Linked DNA regions of Homo sapiens: region 1 is linked to region 2. Evidence: chromatin loops called from intact Hi-C (ENCODE). Cell type or tissue: HepG2. All regions are shown on one strand. Links, peaks and the distances in the headings refer to the core of each region. The heading gives the core; the rest is flanking DNA.

What was found. Peaks named below come from ENCODE experiments on the same cell type or tissue, not always from the same donor. Only the 100,000 strongest peaks of a DNase experiment are listed, where the experiment ranks them.
Region 1: it touches region 2 in a loop (19-fold over the local background); 3 of 110 quality-filtered maps call a loop at or near these places.

Annotation. Positions count from the first base shown.
Region 1 is chr9:87,568,681-87,571,596 of GRCh38, reverse strand. All of the region lies in intron 2 of DAPK1 (death associated protein kinase 1), which reads right to left. Among named protein-coding and RNA genes, the nearest start is that of DAPK1-IT1, 17 kb to the right of the region's middle. RefSeq lists enhancers at 1-464, 1,289-1,458. In HepG2, for the core only: no CTCF peak of the experiment used is centred there; DNase peaks (open chromatin) are centred at 616, 1,366, 1,956 and 2,366; H3K4me3 peaks cover 1,940 bases.
Region 2 is chr9:87,665,873-87,668,788 of GRCh38, reverse strand. DAPK1 (death associated protein kinase 1) reads right to left here. Exons shown (of 26, transcript NM_004938.4): 19 at 115-192. Among named protein-coding and RNA genes, the nearest start is that of CTSL, 59 kb to the left of the region's middle. In HepG2, for the core only: a CTCF peak has its summit at 1,347 (motif pointing right); a DNase peak (open chromatin) is centred at 1,348.

The DNA.
Region 1 (2,916 bases), core at 199-2,698, 97 kb after region 2:
GAGACAGATCAAATGGGAGAACCAAACCCTCTCTGTTCCCTTTTCCCTCTCCGCCTGCTTCGCTTCTGGTGTGTGTGTGTGTGTGTGTGTGTGTGTGTTGGGGTGTGTGTGTGTGTGTGTTGGTGTGTGTGTGTGTGTGTGTGTGTGTGTGTGTGTGTGTTGGGGGGTGGGGGATGGGGCCTAGGCTCTGGGTCTCTTCACAAGAAGTCAGGTTCCCCACAGAGCCAAGTTCCCCTCATGTTTAAGCTCCAGGAGAAACCAGCCCATGATTACAATTTCACAGGCAAACACCAGCAACAGTTCAGATACTTGCTCCAGGGTTCCCAGCAATGCTGACTCTGCAGAGAGAAACAGAGAGCAGAAGCCTGGGGTCTCCCATCTTGTCCTCAGGTAATGGCTTTTGTTCCCAGGGTACAATTAAGTCACTGTTCCCTTAGTGTGTGTGTACCGAATACACAATGCCTTCTATTCTCAAGGCCTAAAGAAAACAGGCGTTGGCATGAGGCATCCACATTTTCTTTAATGAACTAAACAGCCCAACCTGAAATTCAAGTGCTAAACTTTCAAGAGCAAACAAAAAGCTCGTGTTCCAGTCCAGTTCACTGAAACCAAGTGACTTTTCTATCAGCCTCAAATCCTGGGGGTGTTTACTTACTTATTCTTCTCTTATCAGCACAGTTAGGGGTCAGTTCCACATGTAAGCAAGGGAAGCAAACTGAGCATATGACACTTCAGATGGGAAGAAAAAAATCTCTGAGACTCTTACTCGACACCCTATGTGTTTGCAAATGGTTTCTCTCCCCTCTCTGCTGTTCCTGAAATCTGGGGAATCAGGCATTTTGAACAGCTGAACAGGCAATTCAATCTTTGGAATGAAATCTTCTAAATCACTGCTATGAATGATGACTCCTTCCTATAAAGAATTCCCTAAGAAGTGCACGCCTGGGTTAAGCCAGGTTTTCACTCCTCAAGCAGTCCCTTGTTTGTAGGTGTCACATAGACTACAGTTCTGCAGAGGAAAACATGTATTATTTACGAGAGGTACAACTGGCTTTTTGGGTTTTTTTTACATACAAAATAATGAAAAGAATGGGAAAGCTCCTGTCCCAACCTGGGGGTAATATTCTTCAAGGTAAAGCAAAGTATTTGATGATATAAAAAGAGGCATCTGGCAGATTTACATCAAAGCCATTTTAAGCTGTTATAAAATTAGTTCCCTAAACATAATTTTTCTCTTCTTTGCTAATGGACAACTTCTAGTACCTCTCTGTGTTAATAATTAGACAAAGCTGGAGTCAGAAGTGAAGTTTCTATTAGACAGAGAGGCATAAACAGAGTAAGAATGAAGTGTGTCTTGTGTACATATGGGAGGGAAAATGAGGTTCAAGAGTCCATAAAAGCTTTAGTAATATTTGATCAGCAGTGTTTGTGCCTTCTTTTTCCTGGACTGCAACTAACATAAATTTTTCTCTTATCAAAGTGATTAAAAAAAAATAGAAAGTGACTCAGTTATGCAAACTTCAAGATAAGGTGTAAAAGAATCTGATGCAGGAAAAAACACACATTGCTTTTGTCTTATAAGCATTTCTAGCTCATTAAGACTCAGAAACACAAATATAATAAGACCAGAAATAAAATCATGACATTCGGAAGTCTAGAAGTAGTAGTTTATGGTGATTTCATTAATCAGAAAATAATACCTAAAACTTTATTTACCAATTTAGTGAAAGTTGTTTTCTGAAGTCTTAAAAATAAAGGAAGAGGACAAATAGTTCTCAGCCTTGCATTTACAGCTGTTTGGCACCACTTCTATAAACCACCCTTCCAGCCAAGAAACTTAACACAAGATTAATGGACTGGAAGACCTCTCGTAGGGAAAGCCTGGGTTTAACCAAAAGGCACTGCTACACACCCGGATGCACCCGCATTGACACTGACAGGATCCAGTTCTGCACCCACTTCCTTTGAAAAACATGGCCTATCAGCTTGAATTCTCCAGCAGTGAGAACTTAGGTAATCACACGTTTTGAGCCTAAACTGACATCCATTTCAAAAGATCGATTTTCCATCCAACTGCTTGTCAAAAGTAGGACACTAAAGTATTTATATGTATTAATTGCAAATTGAAATAACCTATCTGCGTATTTCTATATGGGCACCTGCGATGAAGCACATAAGTCAATGATCACCTGAGTCTCGCTGGAGGTAGAGCTTTGAAAAATACAGGTTCCTGGGCTCCCCCGTGAACTCTGGATTCAGTCCATGGGGCAAAGCCCAGCAACCTGCATTTTAAAGAGCTCCTGGGTGCTTCTGATGCACAGTGAACTCTAAAACTCACAGACTGGAGTAGTAATTCTCAACCATCGTCAGTGGGGGAGGGGAGCTGTTGAAAGTCCAGATGCCCTCACCAGACTCCACACCAATTAAGTCCTAATCTCTGAGGCTGAGCCCAAGTACAGGCAGTGTTTAAAGTTCAGAGGGATTCCCCAACCAGCCAAGGCTGAGAACCACTGAGGTTAATGCAAAGGGATGCTACTTATTAAAAAAACACACGTGACCTGGAGAATTTCCTCTATCAAGAGAATCTGCCTCGCCCCACACCTCCAGTATTTTTTAATCACTCCTACTAAGTTAGCTGGATTCTGTATTCCTCTAAAATTCCTTTCTCAGTATAAAGTCTGCTCATCACATCAGACCACCACACATCTGAGGACAAGAAATGAGTTCTTTACTGTGGAGAGCTCCCCTTTCCCACCCAGGGAGTAAATGATCAAGGCCTGCAATTTGGAAGTGGACCAGTTTTGCAACAGCCCCAACACTATATGGCTCAGAGACCCATTACCCACTCTGCAAGGATTTTTAGAAAATGATTTGTAATAACTTGGGTGCATCACACAAGGTACATGTGACAGCCTT
Region 2 (2,916 bases), core at 246-2,745:
TAAAACCTGGCTGTCTAGAGCCTCATTTTGCTCATTCTCAAATAAGGAAAAAGACTGAGACTTTTTCACATAAACACAGGTAGAGAACTTCAGACCTATAACAGAACTTCTCACCTTTCGAAGTCTTGCAAGGAGACCTGCTACGTGCTCGTGCTGTTCCGATCTAGCAAGATCTTCTGCCGTCTTTCCGTCCTGTTGGAGAAAAATGCATTAGTTTCTTTTCTCTGAAAAGGAGAGCTGTGTGTGTTCCATACGCCAATTCCGTGGGTCTGAGGCAGAAACAAGCATAGCAGGTGTGAGAAGCAAGCCAGGTGGACAAAGAGCACGTCTCGGTGTGTTTCTCTGGCTGTGCAATCCTTATTTCACTTGATTGTCCAGGACAGGAAGGTAAGACGCAGGAACAAAGCACATGTTGGTGTCTTCCTGTCCAATAGCGACACCTTTCAGGTCCACAGGTTTAATCACAACTCAACAGCCTCCTCAGCTGGCTGGTTCCTCCCTGTCCTGAACCCCTCTCTCCAATCTCCAATCAGGCAGACAGTAAAGATTCTCATCAGGTGCCAAATTCTAGTTAGTGCAAGCTACTGTGTTATAATCCTTACAGGGACAAACCCAGCCCTTGCATGATACCAGCTCCTGGTAATTACTGTGCATTTCAAAGGAAATACTTAGTTTGACAGGCAATTTTGATTGAAAGATCTTTTGGTGAACAGAAAACAAGGAAATAAGAGTCCACAGCACTTTTATGCTTGCTTTTTATTTAGAGATTTTTCATAGGCTGCAGTTTCACACTGAATAAATTTGTTTCTGTATCTACACCATGAACATACACGATGACAGCAAGTATTTATTGAACACCACCTCATAATATGTGCTCGACCCAGCTCTCAGTGCTCTCTGCAAGCCTCAGTCCTTGAAGTCACCCCTGAGAGGCAGAAGCTGTCACTGTTCCCCTGCCACTGGGGAGAAAAGGGACATGTAGGGGCTGTTCTGTTGCAGTTTTAGAGATCACTAAAAATTCAAAAGTAGAAAAGATGAAAAGCAATTTAAAAAAATGAAAATGAATGTTTTTTTTTAATAAAAAAGTAAGGATTTGGTTTATCTATCAATGTGTATCAATAACAAAGTTGCATCCTTGTAGAAGCTTAGGGATATCCGAAATCTACTTAACAGCAACCTCTCAATTCCTCAACCCAAGTCACTCCCAGAGTCATGCCTGGGGTCCCATTCAGACACTGTTGCTCAATCTTGCCAACACTGACATTTTGCACCAGGCAATTCTCTGTTGCTGGGCCTGTCTTGTGCCTCTTAGGAATTTTAGTAGCATCTCTGGTTTCTACACACTAGGTGGCAGTAGCACCCCCTAACTCCCAGTTGTGACAACCAAATAGGCATTGGCAATTGCTGGGGGAGGAGGCAAAATTGCCTTGCTGAGAACCACTGCCTTAGGCTGCCGGTTGAAGCCCAGGTGGCTGCTCCAGTGGAGGCTTGCTGTGCAGTCAGAACTGCCCGTCTCTCTGTTCCCTTAAATTCCTGAAATATCCCCCAGTGGGCAGGCCAGGGCTTCAAGCTTGCTTTGGGGGTGAATTAGGTGCCTTATCAGACACTGCATCTCCAACCAGGGATCCATGCCAAATGCTCTAGTTTTTTTGTGGACACAAGAAAAGTCCATAAAGAGAAGGGGTTCTCCATTACACTCTGGAATCACCTGTAAAACTTGAAAATATCCTGTCGCCCAGCTCCCACACAGACACTGCTGTCAGCAGTATGGGGTACATCCTGGGCTCCCAGGTTAATTCTATTATGCAGCAAGGTTTGGGAACCACTGCCCTAGTTAGAAGAAATCTGAGCCTTGACTGAAGTTTCCTGCCCCCGACACGTCTGAACAGGACGTTCCTCTTGCAGAGCTCAGACGCGCACAAAACACAGGCAGAGGCCTTTCACCGACAGGATGAACTCTCCACTGTTCAACCTCTTCAAAGTCAAGAGAACCACCATCAACAATACTTCCTCACAGCCAGGCATGGTGGCTCATGCCTGTAATCCTAGCATTTTGGGAGGCTGAGGTGGGTGGATCATCTGAGGTCAGAAGTTTGAGACCAGCCTGCCCAACATGGTGAAACCCCGTCTTTACTAAAAATACAAAAATCAGCCAGGTGTGGTGGTGCATGCCTGTAATTCCAGATACTCAGGAGGCTGAGACATAAGAATCGCTTGAACCTGGGAGGCAGAGGTTGCAGTGAGCCAAGATCGTGCCACTGCACTCCAGCCTGGGTGACAGAATGAGACTCCATCTCAAAAAAAAAAAAAACAAAAACAAAAACATATATATATATAAAATAAAAATGTTTCCTCACATTTGCACTGCACTTTACAGCTTGCAAAACATGTTGCTCTAAAGGACACTATTCAGACTTTCAACAGAAATGCCTGGCAGTGCAGGAGACAGTTTGAAGTTGGGAGAAGACCCAGTTTGAAGTCCTGAACCCACCCCTCACCGGCTATGTGGTGGGTCACTCAGCCTTCCCAAGCCTGGGTTTCCTCATCTGCAAGATGGAAAATGGCACCCTCCCTGCACAGGTTCTTGAGCAGGTGAGAGAAAACCAAATGGAAAGAACCAGCACAGTGCCAGGCACAGAAGAAGCAAGCAGTGTTGGAAATTATTCACAGAAGAGCTGAGAATTGCCCTAACTACCTGGCCTTCTGTCTGAGAGGGAAAGGGGCAGAAGTCAGATCTCTGCATTTTGGTCTTGGCTCTACTGGACACCCCGACGGAGGCTGCAAAAGCAACACTTACACTTGCTGCCCTCCTCCTTACCAACAGGGCTCATGGACTCAATGAAGTGCATGCATTGAAAAGATATAGAAAGATGGCCAAGTGTCTCAGCACTCAGCTGTCCATCATCTCAACGTGAG